Linked DNA regions of Homo sapiens: region 1 is linked to region 2. Evidence: read pairs that join two places in POLR2A ChIA-PET (ENCODE). Cell type or tissue: A673. All regions are shown on one strand.

Region 1 (8,000 bases), 210 kb after region 2:
TAGACCAACCAGATGATGCATTTCCTAGCAGCTTTCTAAAGGCTTGTAATGTATTGGTTACGTTGCTTGGAGATAAATAATAAACATAAATAAATACAATGGGGTGGGATACAGTGGCTCACACCTGTAATCCCAGTGCTTTGGGAGGCCAAGGAGGAACGATTACATGAGGCCAGTAGTTTGAGACCAGCCTGGGAAACGTAGTGAGACCCTGTCGCTACAAAAGATGCAAAAATTAGCTGGGAATGGTGGCATGTGCCTGTCGTGAGCTTTTCAGGAGGCTGAGGTGGGAGGATTGCTTGAGCCCTGGAGTTTGAAGCTGCGGTAAACTATGATAACGCCACTGCACTCCAGCCTGGGCAATACAGTGAGACTCTGTCTCAAAAATTTAAAAAGTAAACAAAATAAATACAATAGGAGGAAAAGATGGAATTTTGCCAAGAAATGCTAAAAGTAGAAGCTTCTTCAGAAAGTTTTATAGAGCAGCCAAGCCTAAAAGTGTGATGGATGAATAAGGATGTCCATTCACTCTGCCTGAGAGCCTGCCTGGATCGTCTGTAAGAGTGAACCATCGCCTGATGCACCTTAGGCACAGGCACTTCCTCCTATGTCCCATAGTGGCTTCTGGAAATAAAGAACAGAGAGACAGGAAAATCAGTACCATTGACTAGTTGGTTGGGAGATTCCTCTGATGGATTCACATGACCTTCTGCCACTCACACTAGACTTGTCTCCAGCATCTGCTGATGGTGCTAGTATATATATATGTATTTTTTAGGGTTGGGTGCTGTCTACTTCCTTCCCACTAACAAGCAAAAAATGTACGTTCTAAACTCCAAAGAAGCTTCAGTCCTTTCCCTAAGTAAATGGATTACAAACTATTCAGAAAGTGCAAAGTGTTGTTTTTAGTGGTGAAGGTGGTGAAAAGTTGCTGTTATTGACAACCAGCTAGTAATTTAGCTATCAGCCCTGTCCTGAACATGAGCCTGGAATTTCTTGGCCTAGACCTGGGAGGCACCCTTCATCCCACCCTCCCTGGTTTTCGTTTTTCCTGGTACCCAAGTTCTTTTTTTTTTTTCTTTTTCTTTTGAGACGGAGTCTTGCTCTGTTACCCAGGCTGGAGTGCAGTGGTGTGATCTCAGCTTACTGCAACCTCTGCTTCCTAGGTTCAAGTGATTCTCCTGCCTCAGCCTCCTGAGTAGCTAGGATTACAGGTACCTGCCACCACCCTGGGCTAATTTTTGTATTTTTAGTAGAGACAGGGTTTCACCATGTTGAATGTTGGCCAGGCTGGTCTCGAACTCCCAACCTCAGGTAATCCAACTGCCTCGGCCTCCCAAAGTGTTGGGATTACAGGTGTGGACCACTGCGCCTGGCCCAAGTCTTTTTAATCCCATCCCCAGCAAGGGCTTTCCCCAGCATCCTTTTAGTAGAAGGCTTCAGGTCTCCAAGTAAGATGTGAGTCAGAGCTCTTCTCTCTCCATCCTCTGTTGCTTAGATGGGTGAAACGGAAGTGTCTAAAGGCAAAGTCAGAAAGGGCGAGGGTATCCAAGTGGTCCCTGGGTCTTTTTCAATTGGACCATATTTTATTTCATTTATTTGTTCATCCCTGTTTATTTAATATAGGATTATTTATCTCATCCTGTGATGAAATAATATTATAACCTACCTCGCACATTTTTATGAGGAAATGGGTTATTCCATGTGAAAGCAATTGGAACAGTGCCTGGCACATTGTAAGTACTCAGTAAGCATCAGCCATATTCATTGTCAGTTCTCTGCTTGGCACTCCAAGGACTGGGGCTGGAATAGTAGCCTCTGCTGGGGGCTGCACATCTGCCAGGAATCCCTGCCACCTTCAGTGGCACTGGTGTCCCTCACATGGCTACCATGATGTCTAGGAGGTTCCCAAACTGCATAGTATTTGGTGAAGTTGTTGAACATGACTTTTCCTCTCTTTTGTGTTCCAATCCATTAGGATTATACCAAAGCAATACCACTTTATACCCCTGTGCCTTACCAAGTTGTAAATGCAATGAAATCTTGAATGGAAATTGCTCTTCTAGTTTTTATCCACAGCTTTCATACCACCCTTAGGCTGTAGGCATGGGTAGCACAGACATCATGTATTGAGTCAAGGTCATGGTGAGGGTATCATGGTACAGAAAAATCTAAGGGACAGACATGTACTGTTTCAAGTCATTCAGCAAAGTATACTGAGTGCCTTCTGTGTGCCAGGTAATGTATTAGGAGCTGAGTTGCATCAGTGATTGGAGAGGAAGGAATTCAACATCTGGCTGGGGCTCATCTACCTCCTTTACTGGAAGAACACCTCCAAGGGAAAGAAAAGGCAGAGATCCTTCTGATCTCCTTGTCAGCTAAACATCTGTGTGAATGGACGAATGATATTTGCTAGGAAAAAATATTTTAACTATTGGATAACCTTAGCCGGATGTCCCTAGCCAATGAATTACTTAGAGTATATAAACCCAGAACCTATGACAACCTAAAGGATGTCTCTCATGTCCTATTCCTCTCTGTGCTGTAACTTAAAAGTGCTGCCTACTGGCCGGGCGTGTGGCTTACACCTGTAATCCCAGCACTTTGGGAGGCCGAGACGGGTGGATCACAAGGTCAGGAGTTCGAGACCAGCCTGGCCAACAAGGTGAAACCCCATTCCTACTAAAAATACAAAAATTAGCAGGACATGGTCGTGGGTCCCTGTAATCCCAGCTACTCGGGAGGCTGAGGCAGAAGAATCACTTGAAACCTGAAGGCAGAGGTTGCAGTGAGCCGAGATTGGGCCATTGCACTCCAGCCTGGGCAATAAGAATGAAACTCTGTCTCAAACAAACAAATAAACAAAACAACAACAGCAACAACAAAGTGCTGCCTACTGTGTTTGGAACCCTGCAAAACTTCACTTGGCAACTTTGTGTATTATTCTGAGCAATAGAGAATGTGTCCAGTTCTGGGCCAGGGAAGTCATGTGGGTGTTCCTGATCTCTCTTTCTTTATGCTGCATGGTTGACTGTACCTTTGAAATATCTAGCAAACCTTGATACTGAATAAGTTCTGATCCACTTGAGTCTAAACTGGCGATCTAACCCAGTGTGTAATCTTATGCCTTGTGTGACCACAACGGACAAAAATTCTTCTCTTTGATGTAGCTTCCTTTCATCCTGGGGAAATCTTCTTTCTTCTGTTGAACGAGGCTTTGTTACTGAGTCAAGCTCTAGCACATTATAGCATGGTGGTTAGGAGCAAAACTTTGATGCCAAAGTGCTGGGATTCCATACTAGCCCCATCCGGTATTGAGGCCCCAACCATTAGCTGTGTGACTTCATGCAACTTGCTTAACCTATCTGAACCTCAGTTTCTCCATCTGTAAAATGGGAATTATAATGGTGCCCATCTCGTGGAGTCACCGTGAGCTGGATTAACACAGAGAATGTCCTAGGAATACTGCTGGCACTTAGCAAAGGCTATGTCAGTTTTAGCTAGTATTATTCCTTGAAGATTTCTTTTCTAGGCATCTCAGAAGTCTTAGCATGGACTGACTCTGGCTACCTTCCCTAGCAGTTTATTATACATGTCTAGACATCATTCATGGGCATAAATGTGAATCAACATCTTATATAGATCACTTGTCACCTTTGTGTATACATCACAAACTGAATTTACTTTAAACCGAAATCACTTATTAAAACCATTTTTATAACATCAGTTTGAGATTTGATGGGTTATTTTTATTTATCGTGATTCTTCCCTAACTCAAACATTAAAATTTTATTTCTAGGGTATCTCATAGTGCAAAAATATGTTTACATTGAGAATGATTATACAACCCATTCACATATAATATTAAATAATATTACTTAATTTGCTGTAAACTGAATCTTCCCTGTGGACAAAATGATAGAAAAAATTATATTGTTAATTATCTCCAAAGTTCAAATTCCCTACAGTAACCTCTGGTAGAATAATTTGAATGTGGCCTCAGGTGTTGATTTTTGAAATGCAAATACAGTTCAATTAGGCGCAGCAGCTGTGGCTAAGGCATTGCTGCCTACACTCTAGTTTAATGAGAATTGATTTGTCAGTATGTATGTTTTCATAGGATTGCTCAGTAATCTGGCCTCCGTATTCTATTTCTTCCTAACTTTCTGAATCAAGTGATTCTCACACAGAGCCCGCTGTTGGCTCGTGGGTTTTTTTTTTTTTTTTTGCATTTTAAAAATAATTTCCTTTATAGGAGAGAATATGTCTTCTATAATTTAATCTCTCTAGGCATCTGATATATAGTCTGACACCTAATAGATACTTTTCTAATATTTGTTAAAAAATACATAAGTCGCTGAAATGCAAACCTCTGGAAGGTTAAAGAATTTGGCCACAGTGTACCTATAATAGCTTTTGTAAAATTACTCTGTATTTATCTACAAAGAAGCTATTATTTCTTTTTTTTTTTTTTTTTTTTTTTTTTTTTTGAGACGGAGTCTCACTCTGTTGCCCAGGCTGGAGTGCAGTGGCACGATCTCGGCTCACTACAAGCTCCACCTCCCGGGTTCACGCCATTTTCCTGCCTCAGCCTCCCGAGTAGCTGGGACTACAGGTGCACACTGCCACGCCCAGTTAATTTTTTTGTTGTATTTTTTCAGTAGAGACGGGGTTTCACCATGTTAGCCAGGATGGTCCCAATCTCCTGACCTCGTGATCTGCTCGCCTCATCCTCCCAAAGCGCTGGGATTACAGGCGTGAGCCACCGTGCCCGGCCACAAAGAAGCTATTATTTCTATTCTGATCATATTGTTACCTTGTGTTTAGATATGCCCTCATCCATTTTTGTGGTTATACCAGAATATCTGAGACAGGTGGTTTATAATGAACAGACATTTATTGGCTCACAGTTCTGGAGGCTGGAAGGTCCAAGATCAAGGTGCCTGCATGTGTGAGGATCTTCCTCCTACATCATCACATGGCAGAAAGTGAGAGCGCAAGAGAGAGACAGAAAAGGGGGCTGAAGGCACCCGCTTATAACAAACTCACTCCCAAGACAATGGTTTAATCCATTTATAGAGTGGAGCCTTTGGGATTTAATCACCCCTCAAAGGTCCTACCTCTTAATACTATACAATGACAATGAAATTTATTTTTATTTTTATTTATTTATTTTTTGAGATGGAGTCTGGCTCTGTCGCCCAGGCTGGAGTGCAGTGGTGGATCTCGGCTCGCTGCAACCTCTGCCTCCCAGGTTTAAGCATTTCTCTTGCCTCAGCCTCCTGAGCAGCTGGGACTATAGATTTCACCATGTTGGTCAGGCTGGTCTTGGACTCCTAGCCTCGAGTGATCTGCCCGCCTCGGCCTCCCAAAGTGCTGAGATCACAGGCGTGAACCACTGCACACAGCCTGAAATTTCAACATGAGTTTTGGAGGGGACAAATGTTCAAACCATAGCAAAAGACATTTTTTAAAGTTATTGTTCAGCATCAGGCCACAACCCTGGGAGGATAAGTCTGATTATCTCTATATTTTACAGGTGAAAATATTAAAGTTAGGTTGTTTTAATGACTTGCTCCAGATTGCCAAACCAGTGATTAGAAAACTTCAGAAATTATCTCCTTCTTTTAGCTTTAGGACTCTTAAGGTAAATTATAGGCTCAATTACTTCATCAGTAAACATCCAACAACTAGAAATAAATGGAAGAGGAGAACCTGAAGCCATTTAGAAACTGTCAGGAAAACTCATTGTAAAATACAATCAAACTGATCTGATGAGTAAACCAATCCTATTATTTTCTGATATCCCCTTTGCAGAAAATGTTTAAACATTCCATATGGGCACAGAGGAATTCTAAAGAGATGTTCGGTGATTGGCAGATGGATAGATCTTTGTCCATTCACTTGTGCAGCTTAAGCCCAGTCTCTTTCAAACTTTTGGACACGTAGAGTCACCTCTCCTTAGGAGGTCATAAAATCTCTATCTTTCAAGTATCTAAAGCAGACCTTCTCCTAACTGGCTGGTGGGGTTCCTATCAGAAACAGTTCTAAGCCAGTTTGGCCATGCACGCAGACCAGACAGATTGGACACCATCAAAGTTTTGCAGCAGATGTGGTACCACTGAATAGAGCACACACCCATTCCATTAAGAGAGCTTCCAATGGAGCTTTCTCCACCCCACATACTACATCTTTCTTTTTTTCTTTTCTTTTCTTTTTTTGTTTTTGTTTTTCTTTTTTGACATGGAGTTTTGCTCTTGTTGCCCAGGCTGGAGTGCAATGACGTGATCTCGGTTCACTGCAACCTCTGCCTCCTGGGTTCAAGTGATTCTTCTGCGTCAGCTTCCAGGGTAGCTGGGATTATAGGCATGCACCACCACACCTGGCTGATTTTGGATTTTTAGTAGAGACAGGGTTTCTCCATGTTGGTCAGGCTGGTCTCGAACTCCTGACCTCAGGTGATCTGCCCACCTTGGCCTCCCAAAGTGCTGGGATTACAGGTGTGAGCCAGTGCACCCAGCCTCTTTCTTTTTTTTTAATGCATACCTCTGTGTCTAGAAGAAGGTTGGTAGCAACTAAAGGCCAATTTTACTCACACAGCTTAGGAAGAGGATAGAAATCGAATACCAGGGCTCAAACTTAATATCTTGGCCATGAAACTGTGAAAGCTGTCAGAATCAAAATGGCATCACTAATGTTAAGAAACCTATGACAAATAGAGTTGGGGAGACCATGAAGAAAGGGTTCTTACACTTGTATGCCTGATAAACTATCATCTCAAATATTATTGATGCTATGATAAGGGGAAAGAGAGTTTTGAAGGACCTTACACTGGCAATTTAATGCTCTCTTCTAAAAACAATCACCCTTTCTGTTCATAGCTTATTGGTCAGGACTAATCACACAGTTCTACCCAACCTTAAGGTGGCCGAGAGGTGCATCCACACAGGTGCCCTGAAAGCAGAGAGCCAGAAATACTTGGTGAACATGACTAAGGACCATCGTCACATTGGATAAGGGCTTGAGGTCTAAGTAACAAATACGAAGAAGAATAAATCAGCATTGAAAATGATTTAAAGAAAAACAAACCTTTGGGCAGAATTTTTAGGAAAAAGAGAAAACAAGGCTAGGTTAAAACTGTAATAGAAGAAGATATGAAGGCATCGTGTATTCCAGGAAAGTTGCTTTCCTTAATGTTGGGAGACATTAATGTATTCCTTAATGCTGAGGGACTTAAAAATCATTTATTTCCTTGTAAATGTGTATGATTTCAAATGCTTACATTGCAACCTGCAGAGAAGATGTAATAAAAATGAACTCATAAATATTCTTAAGTGTTGGTGATAGAGAATATATGCCTACAGAATATATGATAAAGATTCTATGAAACTACAATATTATACAAAGGCTGTCATAACCTTACACACACACAAATGTTTTTGCAAGGACTGCCCAGGAACTGCCTGCCCAGCCTCAGAACGGTGTCATCCTTGTTATTGATCTTTGTAGCCAAGGATAATTACTTCAAAACAGTTATGTAATCCTCTTCATTTTTTCCTGTAAAAACCTTCATCTTCTTTTACCTCCCTGAATATGCACATAGTTTACTATGGCATCCTGATTCCCATTGCAATGCTGTATTCCCAAATAAACTTTTCCTTTCTTTTAGAGAGCCTCTTTCTGTTGTTCAGGATGACAAAACCTATAAGGGGCTTCTGAGCCCCCATTCAGAAAGTAATAAGTGGGAAGGAAACCCTATGTCCCTCATTTGCCTGACCATGTATGGAGCTCAGTCTGGCGTTCCAGCTGAGATGCAATGTCTTGTCAGTTCCAATAAAAGAACTCTGAGCCCCTACCTAAGGAACAGGGGCTGAGGAGGTAAGTCCATGACTCCAATCAGCTGGATCAAATCTGGCTAGAGATCCAGGATGCATGTCAGGAGCATCACCCTGAAATTCATTTCTTCCATCCTTTCTCTAACAGAATGGGACTGTACAGGA
Region 2 (8,000 bases):
CCCAAGCGATCCTCCAACCTCAGCCTCTCAAGGAGCTGGGACTATAGGCATGTGCCACCATGCCCAGCTAATTTAAAATTATTTTTTTTTGTAGAGATGGGGTTTCACCAATGTTGTCCAGGCTAGTCTTGAACTCCTTGGCTCAAGCAATCCACCTGCTTTGGCTTCCCAAAGTGCTGGGATTATAGGTGTGAGCCACTGTCCCCGGCCTCATTTCCTAGCTATGGGAAGGTTGGGAGTGGTGCTTTCTCCTTCAAACTATGAGCTTGAGGTGTCCCCTGCAATTTGAGGGAATAGTGAATTAGTGTCTAGTTCACCCTGAGAAGCATAAAGGGGCAGAAACTGAGGTAGGCTGGTTTCCTTGCCGCTGCAGAAAAGAAGAAATTACATAAGTATGACCTGCATTACTGATTGGTTGAGACAAAGCATTATTAATGGGCCAGACATGGTCACACAAGGGGATTCAGCATATTTTTTTTATATCATGTTCAAGGGAGCTACCTAGAAGGGAGACCTCATCTTGCAGAAAAAATTTGGAAGTTCTAAATGTTTAGGGCTAGGGAAGTGGTTCTCAATTGTTTTTGGTCTTAGGACATCTACACATTTAAAAATAACCACAGACTCTAAAGAATTTTTGTTTATATGAGTCATAGCTGTTTATTCTTTTTTTTTTTTTTTTTTTTTTTTTGAGATGGAGTTTTAATCTTGTTGCCCAGTCTGGGGTGCAATGGTGCAATTTCAGCTCACTGCAACCTCCGCCTGCCAGGTTCAAGTGATTCTCCTGCCTCAGCCTCTCAAGTAGCTGGGATTACAGGCATGTGCCACCACGCCCGGCTAATTTTTTGTTTTTTTAGTAGAGACGGGGTTTCTCCATGTTGGTCGGCCTCGTCTTGAACTCCCAACCTCAGGTGATCCACCCGCCTCGGCCTCCCAGGTGTGATTACAGGTGTGAGCCACCGCGCCCGGCCCTATTAATTCTTACTATGTTAAAATTAAAAACATTAAATGTTCATTTATTTATTTAAAATAGCAGCAATAAATTCATTAAATGCTAGCATAAATAACATTTATATATGAAAAATAACTAATCTCCCCAAACAAAAAAAGTATTCCTAGAGAAGCGTGGTGTTGCTTTACATTTTGGCAAATCTCTTTATTGTCTGGCTCAGCAGAAGACTGCTGGATTCTGCTTCTGCCTTCAGTCTATTACAATATGTTGCTTTGGTTGAAGAACAGGAAGAAAGTTCACCCTCACAGAGATATGTTGTTAGAAAACAGAGGAGTATTTGAATGATGTTTTCAGATAATTCTGAATGTATCATGTAACCTCTGGAAACCATCACTGTTACACTTGTGAGAGAAAGAAAGTGAAAACATCAAATGTTATCTTACTATGTTTATGAAAATGGTTTTGACCGTTTCATAATCCCTATTCAGGAAAACAACAGGATGTTTTAGAGGTAAGTAGTATTGGCACCAAACCCAATTAGTCTATCTTTTATTAATTCTGTCTTTTGAAGCTTGCCTCCACTCAAGATCTTCTTCCATCTTGGGGAAGAGGATCTTGATTGGAGATAAGGTTGAAAAGACAGAATTGAGGTGATATTGAACAAGTCTGAGCTGTTCATGCTCAATTTGCTAGGCAGTGAGGACTGGTGAGAGCCATGTGAGTGGAATCTGCTTTAGGTAATGTGGCTTTTCTCCTTTCCATGGAGAGCAAAGGCCATTCATAACAGAGAGGGTCGAACAGGCAGCATGTCTAACAAAGCTTTTATCTTTTTCTCCAGGGGTATTTCTGAGCCTTTTGGCTCTACATAAAATTTGTCTTTTTACCCTGCCTTCAGATATTGGGGCTTACTCTCTCCAATTCTGTCCACAGCAAACCTTGCCCCTGCAGGGCATGCAAAATACTGTCAGAAGGAAAGTCCACTGTGTGCTGAGATCCACCCTGGGGAAGGCAGCCTCTGATCACACTCCCAGAGTGTTTCTTTGTCCTTTTCATTCTGAGTCTGTGAATATGCTCTCTCCCTACCCACCTTTTCTTTACCTGCAATCACCTCCCAACTTTCAGGAGTCTGGAGCATGTGGAAACCTCCTTAGAGCTGCTTCAGGGACCATCAGATCAGAGACAATAAATAGGCCCAGAGACATGCAAATTAAATTAGAGGCTTGTTAGAGAGTCAGGGCGTAGTGTATACCTTGCTTCTTCCAATATCGCCCTTGAAGAGAGATGTCTGGCTATTCCTGGACATGGCCAACGAGACTTACGGGAATAAGCCATCCTGGCTCATTTGCAGAGAAAGGCTCATGTAACAAGTGCTGCACCTGAAAATGACCTGAAGAGCTCTGCTTCTTATGCAGAAAAAATTCTCTTATTAAGCCTGTTTATTAGTAAAGGAGTGGGTAGGCAGGAGGGTTTGCTAATGCTTATGCCAGGCACTATAGCAAATCATCTCATTTAGTCCTAAGCACAATCTGGGAGCTAGATTTTCTTATCCTCATATTGCAGATGAGAAAAGTAAAGTGCTGAAAGATTAAATGACTTGTTCAAGCCACACTACTAATAAATGATAGAGCTGCACATTTGTCACAGGTCTCTTTGGAGCCAAAGGCCCTTCTTCCCATCATGCCACACTGCCTTTGCTTTACGGGTGTCATCACACTGCCCAAATGTGCAACATCCTCCACTGCTTTGTTGTTGATAAGTTTAGTGTCCTTATTAAGAAGAAACTACTTAACAAGAATATCAGGTCAAGGTTATTTTTAAAGTGTTTATTTTTATGTTTCGAGACTGAGTCATGCTCTTGTCGCCCAGGTTGGAGTGCAATGGCACGATCTCGGCTCACTGCAACCTCTGCCTGCCAGGTTTAAGTGATTCTCCTGCCTTAGCCTCCCAAGTAGCTGGGATTACAGGTGCCTGCCACAATGCCCAGCTAATTTTTGTATTTTTTTTTTTTTTTAGTAGAGACGGGTTTTTGCCATGTTGGTCAGGCTGGTCTTGAACTCCTGACCTCATGATCCAACCGCCTTGGCCTCCCAAAGTGCTGGGATTACAGGCATGAGCCACCGTACCTGGCCTTTCTTAGAGTTTATTACTCTGCTTTTGGGGATGTTGCTTTTCATGTTTGTTTTTAAATGTGGAAGGTGGTAGAGGAAGAAAAGCTGGAGTTGCTTATTTTTATAAATTGATTCGGGAAATTGTTTTCTCCTTTCAGGAAAAAGAAATGTGTGGAAAAAATAATTCCTTCCTTCCTTCCTTCCTTCCTTCCTTCCTTCCTTCCTTCCTTCCTTCCTTTTCTTCCCTTCCTCCTTCCCTTCATCTCTCCTTCTTTCAGATTTAAGTTTTTGGATTAAGTTTCAAAAAACACAGAAAAGTACAAATAATAATATAATGAATACTGTGTAGCCACAAATTCTCCTCTCTAGATTAAAAACAAGTTAGCCCTAAGAATACTTTTTCCATGCCCTTTCTACTTGTCCCATAGAATAGAGGAATCATTTCCCGACTGCTGGTTTGAATTAAGATCTGATTTTAGCTCCTGCACTGGCAGACACTTAGTTTCTAATAAGATAAGCTCTTCCTGGTGTTTCAATTTCTTTTCCTCCATCCACTTACTTCCTTTTTATTCTGAAACATGGGAAAGCTCCTTGGTAGCCATCTTCATAGGGCTGTTTCGAGAATTAATGAGCTGAGAGAGATGCCGTCTTGAGCTGCCTTAGAGAAAAAAAAATTAATGCACAGCCTATTTCTCCTGCTTCAATGTATTTTTAGAATGAGAGGCTGTCTTATTCTCTCACCCATACACGTTCTCAACGGACACCACTCCAGGATTTATTGAGGGATAGAAACTGGGGCATAGTTTCTAATTGAATAATGATAATAAGAAAAGATTCAGGGCCATTCTTAAACATTAGAAAATACGAAGAATAATTAACTGATAATGAAAATAATGAAAATGATAAAGCAGAACTAGTTATTTCCATTATCAACCAGCAAGCAAATAAAAGGCAATATAAAGTTATTTCCTGCATCACCATGCATTTCTTCCTTCACTTTTGGGCTTTGCAGAAAAATTTAATTATTTAATATGATGCTACAAAAGCAGTAAGAGGAAAGGCATCCCAGCTCTGCCTTTATTAGCTGCATGACCTTAGGCAAGTTACTTCCACTTTCTAAGCCTCACTTTCTTGCTGTGAACAGGGACAGAGTGAGGGTAGTCCCTCTATTGGGTGAGAATCAAATGAAATAACTCATGCACAGAGCTGCAAACAGTGCCTGGCTCATGATTCACTGAACAGTGTGAGGTGAAGGGATGCTGTGGATTCTGCAGCTGATTACCACACTCTTAGCAGTTGTTGTGGATTAAATTTACAAGTGGGCCTTCCACTAAGCTGCCCCATGGCCAGGAAGACCCCCCGTATGGGATTCCAGAGCAGCTTGAGTCCTAGGACACAGGCCAGACAGGGAATGACCGCCCGGATTCCCCCTCCAACAAGGCTTTTGTCCCAGCTGTGGGGAGCGTGGTTAGCGGTCACCCTTCAGCTGTCAGCTCTCTCAGGATCTGCTCAGCTACCTGGACCTGCCTTGCCTGAGACTCCCCCTTCCAAGGGCCACCTGTATCAGGTGACTGAATGACACAGGGGCTATTTTGGCCCAACATGGGACTATTCTGATGGGTACCAGTGGGCTCTGGAGCTCCCCATGGGTTTGTTGAGGACTTACGGGATCTGCACTAAGTGCTTTCTTAGTGACAAAAGGCAAGCGGAGGCCTTTGGAACTACTGTTCCTGGTTAAGAAAGTAAATTAAAACAATATCTCCTTCTGGTGTTGGGTGGTGGGAGGGTTGGAAGAAGTTAGTAGCAACCTTCAGGATGTAAAGGATGCAAGAGTGATCCCCACCATATCTCTGTTGAATTCATCAGTCTGGCCCTGCAGAAGCTAGATGGACCCTGCAAGCTCAACTGAGTCGTAGCCCCAATCCGAGCTGTTATTCTGAATGTGGCACCTCCACTGGAGCAGGTTAATACAGTCTTGGGTACTTTGTCTGTGGCTATTATGTGGCCAATGTATTTATTTTTGGCCCACTTATGAAAGACAATCTGAAATAATTTCAGATCTAATGGAATGGACCACTATATATATGGTATATTTTACAGTATATACGTGTATATTTACAGTTTGTATCATGACTATGCTCACTCTCCTGCCCTCTGCAATACAGACCTTGTTCATCTGGATGTCTGCTATATGAAAAAGATGATGTCAGCCAGTCTGGATAAGCAAGAGGTGGCTAACATGCTGGAGGCCTTTGTAAGATACATGTACTCCAGAGAGTGGGAGAGAAATCTTCTAAGATTGAGGGGGTGGCCATATTGGTTCCGTTTTTAGGTGGCTGGGGTTCACAGGTACGTTGGAATATCCCCTGTAAACTAGAAGATAAATAATTAAATCTTGCATTTCTTATCAAGAAGCAGGGAGTAGAACACCTGGTGGGCCTCTTTGTGTTTCAAAGGCAGCACAATCCATACCACACTGGGTGATACAAAGGTGTCAGCTTTGAGTATAGAGCCCAGGGCAGGAATGAGCTCTGTCACAGGTCAGGCTGTGATCAAGCAGTTCTGATGACAGGGCCGTCCATGTACCAGAGATGGAAAAAGACACTGTGTAGAGTCTGTGGCAAGCCTCAGAGAGAGCATCACAGTGCAGGCCCTCAGAGTTCTGGAACGTGGCTACACCACCTGCCAAAGAGAATTACACACCTTTCTGAAGAACAACTCCTGGCCTGCTGCTGGGCCCTAGAGATGGAGAATTGACCCTGACTGTGGACACCAAATGACCACATGGCCAGAATTGCTTGTCGGGAACTAGATCCTACCGGGCCCACGAAGTCACAAGGGGGAGTGGGTCCAGCAACAATATATTATAAGATGATGTGGTCCATTTAGTATTGAGCATGAGCAGGAGCACAGGGCACGGGCAAGCTGCATGAGCAAGTACCCTGGACTCCCACAACATCCATTGCTGTGCTTCTAGCACCCCTCCCTCAGCTCATGCCTGTGATTGTTGGGGTATTAATCCTATCGTTAACTGAAAAATCATGAGATCTATACATTTGGAAAGGAGACTATTTCTTTTTCTTTCCTTTTTGTTTTTGAGACAGAGTCTTGCTCTCTTACCCAGGCTGGAGTATAGTGGCATGATCTTGGCTCACTGTAACCTCCATCTCCTGGGTTCAAGTGATTCCCCTGCCTCAGCCTCCCGAGTAGCTGAGATTACAGGTGCCTGCCACCACGCCTGGCTATTTTTGTATTTTTAGTAGAGACGGGGTTTCACCGTGTTGGCCAGGCTGGTCTTGAACTCCTGACCTCAGGTGATCCACCTGCCTCAGCCTCCCAAAGTGCTGGGATTACAGGCATGAGCCACCATGCCCAGCTTAGGAGACTATTTCTTATAAAGGGTTACAGCCTGCAACGTGGACATTTTTACAGGCTGGGAAGGATATCTCCAGCTGAAGCCAGAAATAGGCGCTTTGAGGTATTAGAGGGTGGAACATGGGTTTATGCTGAACAGGTAGGCTAAATACACACACTTAACAGGTTATAGGAGGACCTATGAATATTCATGAATGGAGTCCTTATACACGTGTATTGAAGAAACATGTATGTTATATGCTGTGTGTCCTGTGTTTACTTTGGGGTGGAGACTTAACCTTTAAATGTATTATAATGAAGGCTTTGACATTAAAAGGTGAAGCAGGGATGTGAAAGCTGAAGTGTGTAGCCTCTTTAAACCGGCCAGAATTAGCCTGTGGTCAGCGGTTTCTTTTTCTTTTTCTTTTTTTTAAATTATACTTTAAGTTCTGGGATACATGTGCAGAATGTGCAGTTTTGTTACATAGGTATACACGTGCCATGGTGGTTTGCACCCATCAACCCATCATCTACATTAGGTATTTCTCCTAATGCTATCCCTCCCCTAGCCCGCCACCCCCTGACAGGCCCCGGTGTGTGATGCTCCCCTCCCTGTGTCCATGTGTTCTCATTGTTCAACTTCCACTTATGAGTAAGAACATGCAGTGCTTGGTTTTCTGTCCCTGTGTTAGTTTGCTGAAGATGATGGTTTCCAGTTTCATCCATGTCCCTGCAAAGGACATGAATTCATCCTTTTTATGGTTGCATAGGATTCCATGGTATGTATGTGCCACATTTTCTTCATCCAGTCTATCATTGATGGGCATTTGGGTGGCTTCCAAGTCTTTACTATTGTGAATAGTGCTGCAATAAACATACGTGTGCATGTGACTTTATAGTAGAATGATTTATAATCCTTTGGATGTATACCCAGTAATGGGATTGCTGGGTCAAATGGTATTTCTGGTTCTAGATCCTTGAGGAATAGCCACACTCTCTTCCACAATGGTTAAACTAATTTACACTCCCACCAACAGTATAATAGTGTTCCTATTTCTCCACATCCTCTCTAGCATCTGTTGTTTCTTCACTTTTTAATGACTGCCATTCTAACTGGCGTGAGATGGTATCTCATCGTGGTTTTTGATTTGCATTTCTCTAGTGACCGGTGATGATGAGCTTTTTTTCATGTTTTTTGGCCACATAAATGTCTTCTTTTGAGAAGTGTCTGTTTATATCCTTCACACACTTTTTGATGGGGTTGTTTGTTTTTTTCTTGTACATTTATTTAAGTTCCTTATAGATTCTAGATATTAGCCCTTTGTCAGATGGATAGATTGCAAAAATTTTCTCCATTCTGTAGGTTTCCTGTTCACTCTGATGATAGTATCTTTTGCTGTGCAGAAGCTCTTTAGTTTAATTAGATCCCATTTGTCAATTTTGACTTTTTTTTGCCATTGCTTTTGGTGTTTTAGTCATGAAGTCTTTGCCGATGCTTATGTCTTGAATGGTATTGCCTAGGCTTCCTTCTAGGGTTTTTATGTTTTACGTTTAAGTCTTTAATCCATCTTGAGTTAATTTTTGTATAA

What was found. ChIA-PET counts read pairs that join two places held together with the same protein. Peaks named below come from ENCODE experiments on the same cell type or tissue, not always from the same donor. Only the 100,000 strongest peaks of a DNase experiment are listed, where the experiment ranks them.
Region 1: POLR2A ChIA-PET joins it to region 2 with 11 read pairs; 3 of 35 experiments call an interaction of 5 or more read pairs at or near these places.

Annotation. Positions count from the first base shown.
Region 1 is chr1:242,659,119-242,667,118 of GRCh38, reverse strand. No RefSeq gene overlaps it. Among named protein-coding and RNA genes, the nearest start is that of PLD5, 140 kb to the right of the region's middle. In A673, no CTCF peak of the experiment used is centred here; no DNase peak of the experiment used is centred here.
Region 2 is chr1:242,867,370-242,875,369 of GRCh38, reverse strand. No RefSeq gene overlaps it. Among named protein-coding and RNA genes, the nearest start is that of LINC01347, 230 kb to the left of the region's middle. In A673, no CTCF peak of the experiment used is centred here; DNase peaks (open chromatin) are centred at 3,429 and 4,249; H3K27ac peaks cover 5,105 bases.